Regions from separate parts of the Homo sapiens genome. Here region 2 is linked to region 1. A link is an interaction called in ENCODE POLR2A ChIA-PET data of the cell type or tissue named here. Cell type or tissue: PC-3. All regions are shown on one strand.

Region 1 (8,000 bases):
ATGGAAAGTGGATGTGTAACACGTGTGTCATTACAAATCATTGAGAGAAAAGGTGGGCTAGTTGATAAATGAGATGAGAAAATAGATTATATTTATCTAATTTTAATTTTTACAGAAAATAAAAAAATCAATTGTGTAGATTAAAAATCCCAATTGGAAAGTTTTAGAAGTAAATATGGAAAGATTTCTAGACAGGAGAGGAAAAGCAGAAACCATAAGAAAAATATTTATGAATATAAACAACTGTTATCTAGAGCAGACAGCGAAATGCAAATTTGAACAGTAAACTACCATTTCACACCTCATCAGCTTGGCACAAATTAAAAAGTTGGTCAATTTCAACTGTGGGTGAAAATGTGAAGCAATAGGAATACTAATGTACTCCACCACTTACAACCATAATTTGGTACAATCGTTTCAAAACTACTTGAAAAACAACTTTGCAGTACGTAGTAAGTTGAAGCTAACCCTCCTCCCAGAAATTTCACTTATAGATGCCTGCCTTAGAGAAACTCTAAATGCATATAAACCTGGAGACCCATATAAGAACACCCACTGTAACACTATTGTGATTGTGAAAAATTGAAGACCTCAAGAACGAGAAGACAAGACACAGACTGGGAGAAAGTATTTGCAAAAGACATGTTAGTAAGGACTGTTATTCAAAATATACAAATAACTCCTAAAACTCAATAAGAAAGCAAACAGCCCAATTGAAAAATGGACAAAACAACCTGAACAGATACCTCACCAAAGAAGGCATACAGTGGTAAATAAGTACATGAGAAGAGATGCTCAACATTATGTCATTAGAGAATTACAAATTAAAACAACGAGATACCACTACACATCTATTAGAATGGCAAAAATTCAAGACGCTTTCAACACCAAATGCTGGCAATGAGCTCTCATTCATTGATGGTGGGAGTACAAAACGGTACAGCCACCTTGGAAGATAATTTAGCGGTTTCTTACAAAACTAATCATACTCCTTGGTATTTACCCAAATGAGTTAAAAATGTGTCTACCCCAAAACCTGCACGTGGATATTTGTAGCAGCTTTGTCCATAAGTGCCAAAACTTGTAAGCCACCAAGATTTCTCTCAGTAGGTGAATGGGTAAATAAACTGCTACATCCACACAGTGGAATATTATTTGGTGCTAAAAAGCCATGAAAATTCAGTGCTATCAAGCCATGAAAGTACATGGATGAACCTTAAATCCTATTACTAAGCAAAGCCAATCTGAAAAGACTACTCACTATGATTCCACTATATGACGTTCTACAAAAGGCAAAACCGTGGAGACAGTAAAAAGTCAGTGATTGCCATGGGTTAGGAGAGAGGAAGGCATAAGTAGAGCACAGAAGATTTTTAGGTGGTGAAAATACTCTATATGATACTATAATGGTGGTTACATGTTTATATGACATTTTGAAACAAAAGTACTACATACTTAAAACAAGTACACAAACATGCATGGGAAGGATAAACATCAAATTCAGGATTGTGTTTACCTTAGGGAAGGGGCTACTGTCAGGGAGGGGTAATTGGGGAGCTTCAACTGAATCTATAGAGTGTGTGTGTGTGTGTAAGTATTTTATTTTTTGGAAGAGACGGGCCTCACTGTGTTGGTGAGGCTGGTCTTGAACTCCTGGCCTTAAGTGATCCTCCTGCCTCGGCCTGCCAAAGTGTTGGGACTGTAGGTGTGAGCCACCACACCTGGCCTATAGTGCATTATTATTTTTATTTAGTTTTTAAATTATGCCATAGCCAGTTGTTCTGAATAGTGCAGTACTACAAAACAGAGTCAAGGTCTCATGCTGTCACCCAGGCTGGAATACAGTGATGCAATCATGGCTCACTGCAGCCTCAACCTCCTAGGTTCAAGTAGTCCCCCTGGGTAGTTGGAACCACAGGCATATGCTACCACACCTAGCTAATTAAAAACAAATTTTTTTTTGTAGAGATAGGGTCTTGCTTTTTTGCCCAGGCTGGCCTCAAACTCCTGGCCTCAGGAGATCTTCCCACAGTGCTGGGATTACAGGTGTGAGTCACTGCACCTGGCCGAGTCCATTATTTTTTTAATGTTGAGGCAAATGTTGTGAAATGGTATGACTGATAGTTAACTGGGTAATGAGGAAATGAGAATTGTATTATTCTCCATGTGTTTTGTATGCTTGAAACATAAAATAAAACCTGAAAACCAAATGGTGAGCTGGAAGATACGAGGGAATTACTCAGAAAACAGCATACAGATACAAAGACCTATAAATCATTAAAGAAATGACATATAACATGAGAAGCTCCAGAGAGTTGGGGAGAGACAATAATAATCAAAGGGATAATGAGGATTTTCCAGAGTGGATAAGGGATGAACCCTGAGAACTTAGAGAAAATTCAGCATACAAAAATCAGTTGTATTTCTGTACACTTGCAATGGACAATCTCAAAGTGAAAATAAAACAATTCCATTTACTTTAGTATGGGAAATACTTAGGAGTAACTATAACAGAAGGCAAAACACTTTAAAGAACAGCCGGGTGCAGTGGCTCACACCTGTAATCCAAGCACTTTGGAAGGCCGAGGCAGGCAGATCACAAGGTCAAGAGATTGAGATCATCCTGGCCAACATGGTGAAACCCCATCTCTACTAAAAATATAAAAATTAGCTGGGCGTGGTGGCGCTCGCTTGTAATGCCAGCTACTTGGGAGGCTGAGGCATGAGAATCACTTGAACCTGGGACGCGGTGGTTGCAGGAGCTGAAATTGTGCCACTGCACTCCAGCCTGGCTGACAGAGCGAGACTCCATCTCAAAAAAAGAAAAACAGAAAAAACACACTAAAGAACATTATTCAGCGAAATTAACGAGGATCTAAATAAATGGAAAGACATTCCATGTTTATCAATCAAAAGACTTAATATTGTTTAGATATCAGTATTCTCCAAATTGTTTTATAGATTCAGGGCAATCTCTGTTATAATCCCAACTGACTTCTTTGTGGAAATTGACAAGCTGATTCTGAAATTCACATAGAAGTTTGAGGGACTTAGAATAGTAAAACAACCCTGAAAAAAGAACAAAATAGGAAGACTCACACTTCTCAGTTTCAAAACTAAGCAATGGAAATCAAGACAGTGGTACTGGAATAAAGATAGACATATAGATCAATGGAATATAACTGAGAATAAATAATATATCTATGGTCAACTGATTTTTGACAAGGGTGCCAGGGCCATTCAATGAGAAAAGAATACTCTTCATCAAATGGTGCTGCAATAACTGGATACACACATGCAAAAATAAATAAATAATAATGAAATTGGGCCCTACTTCACACCATATGTTAAAGAAATTAACTCAAAGTGGATCGAAGACCTAAATGTAAGAGCTAAAAACTATAAAACAATAAAACATAGGGATTAATTTGCATGGCCTCATATTTGGCACTTGATTCTTAAATATGACACCAAAAACAAGAGCAATAACAGAAGAAAAGATTAATTGGACTTCATTAAAATAAAAAAGTTTGTATTTCAGAGGACGCCATCAAGAAAAGACAAGAAGGCCGGGCACAGTGACTCACACCTGTTATCCCAGCAGTTCGGGTGGCTGAGGCAGGAGGATTGCTTGAGCCCGGGAGTTCAAGACCAGCCTGGGTGACAAAGTGAGACCCTGTGTCTACAAAAAATAATTAGCCAGGCATGGTGGCATGTACCTGTGGTCCCAGCCACATGGTTATCTGAGGCAGGAAGATTGCTTGAGCCTAAGGAGGCTGCACTAAGTACCTCGCACTCCAGCCTGGGTGACAGAGTGAGACTCTGTCTCAAAAAAAAGGACAAGAATATATTTGCAAATTGTATATTTGATAAGGGACTTGTATCTAGAATACATAAAGAACTCTTGGCCGGGCGCTGTGGCTCATGCCTGTAATCCCAGCACTTTGGGGGGCCAAGGCGGGTGGATCACCTGAGGTCAGGAGTTCGAGACCAGCCTGGCCAACATGGTGAAACCCTGTCTCTACTAAAATAGAAAAATTAGCCAGGTGTGGTGATGTGCGCCTGTAATCCCAGCTACTCAGGAGGCTGAGGCAGGAGAATTGCTTCAGCCTGGGAAGTGGAGGTTGCAGTGAGCTGAGATCACACCATTGGACTCCAGCCTGAGGGACAGAGACTCCATCTCCAAAAAAAAAAAAAAAAAACTCTTACTACTCAATGATAAATAAATAACCCAATTTAAAATGGCAAAAGATCTGAATAGAGTAGACATTTCTCTAAGGAAGATATACAAATGACCAACAAGCACATGAGAGATGCTCAATACTATGAGTCATCAGGGAAATACAAATCAAAACCACAATGAGATACCACTTCACACCCACCAGGATGGCTAGAATCAAAGTCACATAACAAGAAGTGTTGACAAGGCTGTGGAAAATAGGAACCTTTATTAAAAAGAAATCCAAAAACCAAAAACAGCTGGGCACAGTGGCTCATGCCTATAATCCAGCACTTCGGACGGCCAAGGCAGGTGGATCACCTTAGCTCAGGAGTTTGAGACCAGCCTGGGCAGCATGGTGAAACTCCATCTCTACAAAAACTTAGCTGGGTATGGTGGTGCACATCTGTAGTCCCAGCTACTTGAGAGGCTGAAGTGGGAGGATCACTTGAGCCTGAGGGGCAGAGGTTGCCAGTGAGCTGAGATCACACCACTGCACTCCAATCTGTGTGACAGAGTGAGACCCCACTTTGGAAAACAGTTTGGCAGTTCCTGAAACAAACATAGAACTACCATATGACCCATCAGTTCCACTCACAAGACGAAAGTATAGGTCAACACAAAAACTTATACACAAATGCTTCTAGCAGCATTACTGATAATAGCCAAACTGTGGAAACAACTCAGATATTTATCACCTGATATATGGATAAACAAAACATATGTCCTTGCAATGAAATGTTGTTCGGCCGTAAAAAGAAATGAAGTATTGATACATGCCACAATATGCATGAACCTTGAGAACATTATGCTAAATGAAAGAAGCCGGTCATGAAAGACCACATATTATATGATTGGATTTATGTGAACTGTCTGAAATAGTCAGATAAATAGAGACAGTTCAGTGGTTGCTTAGGGCTTAGGGAAGTAGGGAGGTAGTTGTGCATAGCTAGAATACAGGATTTCTTTTGAGGTGATGAAAATGTTATAAAATTGACTATGGTGATAGTTGCATATATCTATGAATATGCTAAACTCCATTAAATTATATAGTTTAAGGGGGTAAATTGTAAATTACATGTAATTATATTGTAAATTATATAGCGCCACCACACCTGGCTAATTTTTTTTTATTTTTTTATTTTTTGTAGAGACGGGGTTTTGCCATATTGCCCAGGCTGGTCTGGACCTCCTGAGCTCTGGCAGTCCACCCACCAGGGCCTCCCAAATTACTGGGATTAAAGGTGTGCATAACCACCCCTGGCCCAAAGACAAATATCTTAAAAGCAAATAGAGACAAGACACAAATCACCTTAAGACAATGATAATTGGAGATTTTCTTACCAGCCATGATAGAGCCTGGAAGGCAATGGAATAATCTGTTGAGAATTCTGAGGGAGATGACTGTCACCCTAGTTAACCTGTCTTTCCAGAACAAGGGTAAAACAAAATGAATGTGTAAGCATCTCCTTGAAGATTAGGGAAAGAAGATCCTGGGAAGTTTCTAGCAAGCAGAGACTGGTAAATGAGAATCGACAGTACAGGACCCATTCCAGCTATTTTCTTAGGTGTAATACACTGATACTATCCTTATATAATGTGTTGTGTGTATGTGTAAGAAAATAAAATCCAAAAAGATAACAGTATTAGGGGTTTTTTTTGTTTTTTTTTTTTGTTTTTTTGTGATGGAGTCTTGCTCTGTCACCCACGCTGGAGTGCAGTGGCGCAATCTTGGCTCACTTCAAGCTCTGCCTCCCGGGTTCATGCCATTCTCCCGCCTCAGCCTCCCGAGTAGCTGGGACTACAGGCGTCCGCCACCACGCCCGGCTAATTTTTTGTATTTTCAGTAGAGATGGGGTTTCACTGTGTTAGCCAGGTTGGTCTCCATCTCCTGACCTGGTGGTCCGCCCACCTCGGCCTCCCAGAGTGCTGGAATTACAGGTGTGAGCCACCGTGCCCGGCCAACAGTATTAGGTTTATTGACACGTGACCTCTGCTCTAAAACCAGTTTTCCAAGTAAGTTCCATAATTCTCTGGCTGTGTAGCTTCCTGCGGCAGAGGTTTTCTGGAACCAGCTTTGTTAACTGAAGAAGTACTGAGGCTCTTAGCTGCGTCTTCCTGGGCCTTGGTATACTCTTCTATATAGTGGGGATTTGACTTCTCCAAGCTGTTGTGAGAGCTATGAGATAACGTGTGCCTTTCCCTTTCCTGTCTGTTTTTTACTTTTAAGTTACTTGGAATCGGGCCTCCATATTATTTGCAGGGTGATAAGCCAATTTAAAGGGAATCTCTGTTCGTGCCCTTAGTTAGTGTTTGCTGTCCAGCATTCCAGCATGGTGCATATGGAGTTCGTGTTTCCCTTCAAGAGGCCTTTTGTAAGATCTTGCCTCGTGAATTACAGCAAGCATCTTGTCTCCTTTTTCCTTTGGGTTTCCTCTTCTAGCAATGTACAATGCCTGCCGGGATGTGGAGGCCCCCTCAAGTAATGACAAGGCCCTGGGACTCCTGTGTGGGAAGGACGCTGACGCCTGTAATGCCACCAACTGGATTGAATACATGTTCAATAAGGACAATGGACAGGCACCTTTTACCATCACTCCTGTGTTTTCAGGTAGGTATAAAGATTCCAAGTTTGGTGTGTTTATGATATTGTTTTAAAGCCAAGGAACTGGCTGGGCACAGTGGCTCACCAGTGCTTGGGGAGACTGAGGCAAGAGAATTGCTTAAGACCAGGAGTTCCAGACCAGCCTGGGCAATGTAGTGAGGCCCCATCTCTATGAAAGAATTAAACATTAGCCAGGTGTGGTGGCATGCATCTGTAGTCCCAGCTACTTGGGAGGCTGAGGCAGGAGGATTGCGTGGGTCCAGGAGTTCAAGGCTGCAGTGAGTTACGATCATCCCATTGTACTCCAACCTTGGTGAGGGCAAAGCCCTGTCTCTCCATGAATGAATGAATGAATCTTAGTTGAGGAAGCATAATCTACAATAGGAAGATAAACACATTCAGGTAACTAGTTCATAGTTTCTCCCAGTAAGAGAGGTAACTGGTACATTTATCCTGCTGTGGCTAATTTAGGGGGTGCTGGGAGTGGGAATGGAGGAGGAAATGAATTGCCTTCAGGCATTGCTGTCATAATTGAAAGAATAAGCAGTTAAAAAGGGGGTGGGAGGCAGCTTTTCTAGAGCTCTGCTATAGTATTAGCTCCTGAGAATGGAGATGGGACATGATTGAAGGGTTGCCTTGGTATGTGGTGTACTTGGAGGATTCCTCTATCAGTGACAAACCCCTACGCGCAAGTTTATTGAGGTAACTTAAAATTCCATAGGACGAAGCAGCAAAACATAATTTAATTAAACTAAAACCTCCAATTCTTTTTCTTCTTTCAGTTGTTTTATGTATTTCAGTGGGCTTTTCTTTGAGTTTAAGTATAATACAAAATTTTGGATGTTTTTAATTGAGATTTGTACTCAACACAATTCCTTTCTGTAGATTTTCCAGTCCATGGGATGGAGCCCATGAACAATGCCACCAAAGGCTGTGACGAGTCTGTGGATGAGGTCACAGCACCATGTAGCTGCCAAGACTGCTCTATTGTCTGTGGCCCCAAGCCCCAGCCCCCACCTCCTCCTGCTCCCTGGACGATCCTTGGCTTGGACGCCATGTATGTCATCATGTGGATCACCTACATGGCGTTTTTGCTTGTGTTTTTTGGAGCATTTTTTGCAGTGTGGTGCTACAGGTAAGCAGTTTTGTTTGTCATCCAGGGCAAAAAGAGCAAAA
Region 2 (8,000 bases), 200 kb before region 1:
GTGAGCAACAGTGGAGAAATGGTCTCAGAAAACTCTTACGATTGCCTGCCACTTTCTTGACATCTCTTCAGGAGCAGAGCTTACTGAATACTCATTCCCCATGACAACACATCCACTTTGATTTAAATAGTGCCTCACCTGACAGTTAATGCAGACCCCTCCACCAGCATAGATGCCCTGGGTATTCAAGCTTGCCTGCTGCCGCTCAACATCTGGATCATAGTAACAGTTGCTGGCATGGCCGTGGCAGTTGCATGCTGAAAAAAAAGCATAATAAGTCAATATTCTCATTATTACTATCAGACGCTTAGTAAATAGCGTAAATAGTATTACTGCTAATTGAGCTATAAAAAAGTATATTCTGGAACACCCAGGACACTCTTAGGGGAAAATTTTTAGGGATCTTTACACAAAGACCAGGATATACTAAGATACAGTTTAGAGCTCCTTTCATTTGATATTCCATGAGCGAAGTTTCTCTTTTTTTAAAAAAATACTACTTGGGGCTAGGCATAGTGGCTCACACCTGTAATTCCAGCACTTTGGGAGGCCTAGGCGGATGGATCACAATGAGTTCAGGAGTTCGAGACCAGCCTGGCCAATATGGTGAAACCCTGTCTCTACTAAAAATACAAAAATTAGCCAGGCGTGGTGGCATGTGCCTGTAGTCCCAGCTATTCGGGAGGCTGAGGCAGAAGAATCGCTTGAACCCAGAAGGCGGAGGTTGCAGTGAGCCAAGATCTCGCCACTGCACTCCAGCCTGGGTGACAGAGCGAGACTCCATCTCAAAAAAAAAAAAAATATATATATATACTACTTGGGAGGCTGAGGCAGGAGAATCCTTGGAACCATGAGGCAGAGTTTGTAGTGAGCCAAGATAGTGCCACTGCACTCCAGCCTGGGTGACAGAGTGAGACTCCATTCTCCCTGCCACCGCCCCCACTCCCAAAGAAAGATATATAATCATATCTTCAAAGGAAGGTACACTGAAATGCAGGAGCACTGCCCAAGGCAACTTGGAAGTGTGTCGGGGCAGCTATCCTCATTTTGGTTCAAGTAAATTTTTTTTTTTTTGGTGACAGTCTCGCTCTGTCACCCAGGCTGGAGTGCAGTGGCACGATCTCGACTCACTGCGACCTCTGCCTCCTGGGTTCAAGCGATTCTCCCACCTCAGCCTCCCAAGTAGCTGGGACTACAGGCACCAGCCACCACACCCAGCTAACCTTAGTATTTTTAGTAGAGATGGGGTTTCACCATGTTGACCAGGCTGGTCTTGAACTCCTGACCTCAAGTGACCTGCCCGCCTCGGCCTCCCAAAGTGCTGGGATTACAAGCATGAGCCACCTCGCCCAGCCATTAAGTAACCTCCTTAAAACTGTATTTTGTGCCGCAGCATCTTCCTTTAGGTCAACAACTTGAATAATATATTTATTTTATTTATTTACTTTTGCAACAGGATCTCACTGTCACCCAGATGGAGTGTAGTGGTGTGGTCACGGCTCACCACAGTCTCAACTATGTGGGCTCAAGTAATCCTCCCACCTCAGCCTCCCAAGCAGCTGGGACCACAGACACGTGCCATCATGACCAGCCAATTTTTAATTATTTGTAGAGACAAGGTTTCACTGTGTTGTCCAGGCTGATCTCCAACTACTGGGCTCAAGCGATCCTCCTGCCTTGGCCACCCAAAGTACTTGGATTACAGGCATGAGCCACCCACCCAGCAATATATTTATTTTAGTTGGAGTTTTTATTTAATTGCAATTAAACACTAACATTATTATTTATTACTGTGAAAGACCAGTATGTAGCTCTAATTTTTCCCTTAACAACTAATGTATTTAAATAGTATTAATTCAAAAACTTTTGTATATAATCTTTGTTTCATTATTTCTTTATTTTACTGGCATGTTTTATACATACAAAATTCAATAAAATAAAATTTCACTGTCAAAAAAAATACATCCAAATGCCAATTAAACTTCATGCACGAAGAGAATATTATTACTACCACTATTACTACTACTAACAATAGCAATTGAGCTCTTAACACACTGTGAAAAGTGCTTTACATGAATTATCTCATTTAATCTGTGCAGTAACTCTCTAAGGTAGGTACCATCATCCCTATAGTCCAGATTGGAAAACTGGGGCTTAGGTTGAGGAATATGCCCATCGTTACATAGCTTATAACTAGAAGAGGCGAAATTCCAACCTGTCTTTGTTTGACTGCAGAACCTATGCTCTTAGCCAACACTCTAAACCTTTCATTTCAACACTATATGGTAATCGTATGGGAATAATCTTAATGTTTAATTGTAGGGGAATGGCTCAGCAAGCAACAATATATTTGTTTGACTTTAAGTTCTATGACACCAAGGGCTGTATGTGTTTTGTTTGCAATAGAGCATAGTTCTCAGCACACAGTGGGTACTCAACAAACACTTGGAACAAAACTCTGTACCATCAAAAATGATGTCAAAGCATTTTTAATGATTGGGAAAACATGGGGAAATAGCTAAAAATATCAAGTGAAAAAATTAGGATATAAAATTATGTAGATTATATAATCTTGAGTATTTAAAGTATGTATAAAATACTACGTATCTAACAAAATATTAATAGTAGCTCTCTGCTATGGTCCGAACGCTTGTGCCCCCCCCACCCCAAATTCATAGGTGAAACCTAATCACCAGTTATTAGGAGATGGGCCCTCTGGGAGGTGATAAGTGCCCTTATAAAAGAGGCCCAGAAAGCTTCCTTGCCCGTTCCACCACGTAAGGACACAGCAAGAAAGTGGCATCTATGAACCAGAAAGCAGGCCCTCACCAGACACCGAATCTGCTGGTGCCTTACTCTTGGACTTACCAGCCTCCAGAACTTTGAGGCTATTGTTTATAAGCTACCCAGACGTTACAGCAGCTGAACAGACTAAGACACTGTTGGGGTAGTTAAATTCTTGGTGATTTTACTTTATTTATTTTTTTAATTTCCAAGTTATCTACAAGTAGTATATAACACTTCTAAAATTACAAAGTATAATTTAAAACTCATTTGGGATTTTCATCTTTGCCACAATGAAAAATATTTAACATGAGTAAAATTCTTATTCTTTCTTAGGCAGACTATATATTCATTATATTCTAATTACATCAAAATTTCCAAGTCTTGTTAGTAATTTGTATGTTTTAATCAATTTCCCAGGTGACTATGTGAAGGAAGACTTAATTAGATATTACACAAATTACCCTATAACTTGTAAAACAGGCTCAATGCTTTCTTATCTTCATTTTCTCTGTGGTGCCATGATTTTAAAAAATCAAGACATTTATATTTACTACATCAGTTAAGAAGTCTGTTTATTTTGAATTGTATATTTCAAAGGGAATTTAGAAAGCACCTAATAAATGGATCCTGATAGGTCTGATTTTCATGCACTATTTTTGTAACTTTTAACAATTTAATACATTTTAAAAGGATAAAAACTTATTAAAGGAGATTTAAATTTTTTTTGTATGTGTTGGAGTGAAGCATGTTATTTACAAAGGGTTCCATTAGTCTGGAAAACTAATCAGGTTGCAAATGCTGGAATTCATGTAATAATGGTTAATTCAATTAAAAATATCCTAAATCAGTGTTTGAAAGCAGCAAAAGAAACAACCCCTGGTTACTTTTATTATACCTTTCTCTCTCTCTGGTCCCCTCATCTGGGGTGAGCAATGGAGAAGTCATTGAGAAGGAACCGATTAGCTGTGACTATAAAGTGAGATGGCCATCCAAGCAACACCTGGGACTCAGAGGTGCGCCAGAGCATTTCCCTGAGATGGCCACAAGACCTTCCCAGAACTTTAGCATCTCTCAAAACTCCCTTGGAAGACCACTGGGAACACCTTTTACATAAGTTTACTGGCCATAAGAGATCATCAGTCTTATCTCCTAATAGTTACAAAAAATATTTGGTCAAAAAGTATAAAGTCCTATAATCCCAGCTCTTTGGGAGGCCAAGGTGGGTGGATCCCAAGAGGCTAGGAGTTCAAGACCAGCCTGGCCAACATGGCGAAACCCCATCCCTACTAAAAATACAAACAAACAAGCAAAATTAGCCAGGTATGGTGGCAGGTGTCTGTAATCCCAGCTACTGGAGAGGCTGAGGCAGGAGAACCGCTTGAACCTGGGAGGCAGAGGTTGCAGTGAATGAAATGTTTTCTGCAACTGGAATAAATATGTAGCTTCACAAGGAGATTTATTTAGAAGAAAATCTATAGTTGGATGTCTTAGGGTTTGTTTGTTAAAAATAGCAGTTGTCTTTCTTCTTTTTTTTTTTTTTTTTTGACAGGATCTTATCCTTTCACCCAGGCTGGAGTGCAGTGGCAGGATCAGAGCTCACTGCACCAACTCTTGGGCTCAAGCCATTCTCCCACCTCCACCTCCCAAGTAGCTGGGACTACAGGCCTGCACCACCACCTCTGGCTAATTTTTCAATTTTTTGTAGACAGAGTCTCACTATGTTGCCTAGGCTGGTTTCCAACTCCTGGCCTCAAGCAATCCTCCCACCTTTGCCTCCCAAAGTGCTGGGAGCCACCACATCAGGCCTAAAAAACAAAAACAAAAAAAAAACGCTTTTCTTACTTTATGTTACACTCTTAAAAGCAGTTTCCCAACTTTTTTTATTCCTTCTCTGGTCCTCTCCATCCTCCTCAATCCTACCATGTTACACTTCCCAGCACTCCATACTCCAGTACTCCCAGCTCCCTGTTTAGACTCAACCTTGCCGTCTTCTCTGGACCTTGGTCCTCAAAATAGTTGATTCCTATCCAGTATCACGTCCTATGAAATGGATAAGATGTTAAAATTTTATAGTGGTTGCATCATATTTATGATTGCTAAAAAAAGAGGTCAACGTATTAAAGCACGGAGCCCCATCATGCATGGTCATCATCATTATTGTTCTTTTTCTTCTCAAATGTACATCTGAATTCAGAGGAGGGCACTTTTCCCTGCAGTCTGAGGTTCTTATTACAATAGACAGACTTGAGCCCCTAACACTGACATGACCACAGCCTCTTCTCTAGCATGGGGAAAATAGCCTCAGCCCCCAGGGAGAGGGGGGAGAAGGCCACGTGTGGCCCCCACCCCATCCCCACACCCACCTTCACACTCGTGGCTCTGCTCCCAAGCGGCGGGCCGCCAGCGCCTCTGATTGTACCCTGTGCAGCAGCGATCACACGTCTCCCCACAGGTGTGGTGCTGGCATTCACACCGAAACCTGGGCATGTGGGCGAAGTGCATCTCAGTTATTGAAAAGTTTTGATGAGGATCAGTTGATCCTATAGTGCGAACCTGACACACGAGTCATCACGGTCATCCACGGCACCATTCATTGAGGAATTAGGAGAACACAACACTTCGCAAGTATTATTTAAGCCTCCCATATCCTGCTTATTTATTATCTCCATTTTACAGATGGTGAGACTGAGAATCAGAGGTATTAAGATACCTGCCAAGGGTCAGGCAGTGATAAATGGAGAGCCAGACTTCCAACCTCACTTGGCTCTGAGGCCCCAGCTCTGTCTTCTCTACCCCATTGTTACAATAAAGGAACACAGGAGCACTCAAGTGCTGACTTTACTGAGATGTGTTAAGTATCACACCTGCATAAAGATCTGGAGTCCTACGACTAAGATCTGCTCAAGTTTCTTACTCTCAACCTGTGGTCATGCTTTACCCAATTCAAGGACCAGCTGCTAATAAGATCCCAGAGGGCTCTGCTTCCAGAGGCTGCGCCAGCTCCATCATGGGGCCAAAAGCTGAGACCACTCAGAGAAGCAAAGGGTTAAAAGTCTCATTTCAAAAGGGTGTACATCTGCCTTAACATTCCAAGTTAAAATGAAATTGTTTCAGCCTTGGCTTTGGGTTGGAACTCCAAGCTTTGAGCTCCCTCCTTCCGTACTTGAAAGAGGATTCAAAACCATTGTCCAGCCCTGGTGTGATTCCGTCTTGCGCAGCTGTCTGTGGAGCAGGAGTCGTTCCTCTTTGTCTGCCTTCTCTCTCTCACCTAAGATCGCGCCACCACTCCACAGAAGATTCGATGGATGAGCCCCCTGAGGCCTCAGAACTATCTTTTTGGCAACTGCTGGGGGGAGCTGGAGCGAGGCCAAGAAGGGTCTAGTGGCAGTGAGGGTGGGGGCTGGGGAGGGGACTGGGGAGGAGGAGGGGCTGGAGAGGAGGAAGGGGAGGGGAAGGGTTAGAGGTGGGAATCCGGCTGCATCCCGGGCTGCTGGAGAGCGCCAAGCAGGCTGGAGGCCTGAGGGAAGTGGGAAGAGCTGCTGGATCTGGAAGGATGGGAGCCACGAGGCAGCCGGGGGCATGAAGGGGTGGGAAGACGGCCTGAAGCCTCAGGAGCGTGAGCCAGGCGAGGCCCAGGGCCTGAGGTAAGGTGGAACCAGCCTGCCGAAAGTTCGGGTTGCTTGGAGCTGGGTAGTGGTTGTTTTCCTAGGAGCGTGCGTCAGGTGGGCGTCCTAGGCTTCTAATTCCGGGCTGGGTTGGTCCAGGAGGCTGGGTTTGCGGGGAAGCACGCGCCTCCCTGTTGGAGGAGGGCACAGACGCCCAGCCTGGCGTTGTTCTCCAGTCCCCAGGCCTCAGAGTCTGGGGCTCCTGGACCCAGAATTCACCCTGGTGCTTCAGCCAGTTACTGGGGCGGGGCGGGGCGGGGCGGGGGAAGGGAGTGGGGGGCGGGGGCAGGGAACGGGGAGCGGGGAGGCTTGGAGGGGACTGAGGAGGCAACCACCACTGGGAGCACATGGTTGCCACGTGGTTGGGGAAGGACTGGGTGCAGGCGCCCCATCCAGGGCTCCCTGAGTCTTGGCACTCCCGAGCCTGGGATGCCGTGGCTCAGGTGAAGTGTGCTGGTAGCACCAGGATTCTGGAGTTCTTCGTCCGGCCCTTACAACATCTACTGTGATGGCAGCTCTCAGTTTTGGAGCCCCTTTCCTGTCTCACTGCGGTAGATGGAACTTGCCCCACTTTGCAGATGACGATACTGGTGCTCAGAGATAAACTCACTTGACAAAGGCCGTGATTGTAGGCAGAGACTAAATCTAAACCAAGATGCTTGACTCCGTAGCTGGTGCTTCCTGAATATCGTGAATATGAAAGAGGCTTTGGGTTTGGGTTGTGGGGTTTTTTTGGGTTTTTTTTGGCGGGGGGGTGGGGGCGGGGGAAGCGGCGGGGGTGTCCCCGCATGCCGTCGTTTGTGCGGCATTGAGCAAACAGCTTTTTTTTTTTTTTAAATATGAGAGACGTGCAGTGTTCGGTTTGAGTCAAATAAAGACCCGAGACTATTAAAAGAACAACAGCAAAATGCCTTGTCTAAGAAGGCTCTTGGCTGTGCCTGTAGGGATTCCATCAACTCTACTCTAAGGGAAGGTGGCGTGGCATATATTCAGTTTTATTCCCAAGAGAGGGTGTCATCCCTCTCCACACTCAACTGCCTGTTAAAGCACATGGACATAGATCTACCTGGCAGCACAGAACAAGTGGCATCCAAATGGGCCCTTGTTGGAGAGGCAATTTCAGCTCATTGCCAATTAAACATTTGACATTAGCTAGACTACAAGATTATTTAGGGAAGACTGCTTCAAGAATATGTAGTCCAACTCCACACATAGGGGGATTAAAATTGAGCATAGCAAAAAAAGGAGCTGGGTACCCATCTGAGTCCCATTGGCACTGCCAAATCACTGCTTTTCCTCTGTTGCAGCCCAGACTGATGGTTAATAATACACCTGCTGTAAATATGTTATTTAAAGATGTCATTGATTAGAGAATTCCCTTCGTGATGACCACTCTGCCCCACCCCTAGGGAAAATTGTTATTTGGCACTAGTGTCAACAATCATGTTTTTTCTAAGTAACTTATTACTTTTTAGCTTATGATCATAGTGAAATATGAAACCAAGCAGATTTCCCTTTTTGAGTTGGCTGCTAGGAAGCTCAGAATTA

Evidence for each region. ChIA-PET counts read pairs that join two places held together with the same protein. Peaks named below come from ENCODE experiments on the same cell type or tissue, not always from the same donor. Only the 100,000 strongest peaks of a DNase experiment are listed, where the experiment ranks them.
Region 2: POLR2A ChIA-PET joins it to region 1 with 17 read pairs; 2 of 35 experiments call an interaction of 5 or more read pairs at or near these places.

Annotation. Positions count from the first base shown.
Region 1 is chr18:23,560,190-23,568,189 of GRCh38, reverse strand. NPC1 (NPC intracellular cholesterol transporter 1) reads left to right here. Exons shown (of 25, transcript NM_000271.5): 5 at 6,663-6,830; 6 at 7,710-7,959. Among named protein-coding and RNA genes, the nearest start is that of NPC1, 22 kb to the left of the region's middle. In PC-3, no CTCF peak of the experiment used is centred here; no DNase peak of the experiment used is centred here; H3K27ac peaks cover 848 bases.
Region 2 is chr18:23,755,662-23,763,661 of GRCh38, reverse strand. It overlaps LAMA3 (laminin subunit alpha 3), which reads right to left. Exons shown (of 75, transcript NM_198129.4): 7 at 5,151-5,266; 8 at 139-257. Among named protein-coding and RNA genes, the nearest start is that of LAMA3, 70 kb to the right of the region's middle. In PC-3, no CTCF peak of the experiment used is centred here; no DNase peak of the experiment used is centred here.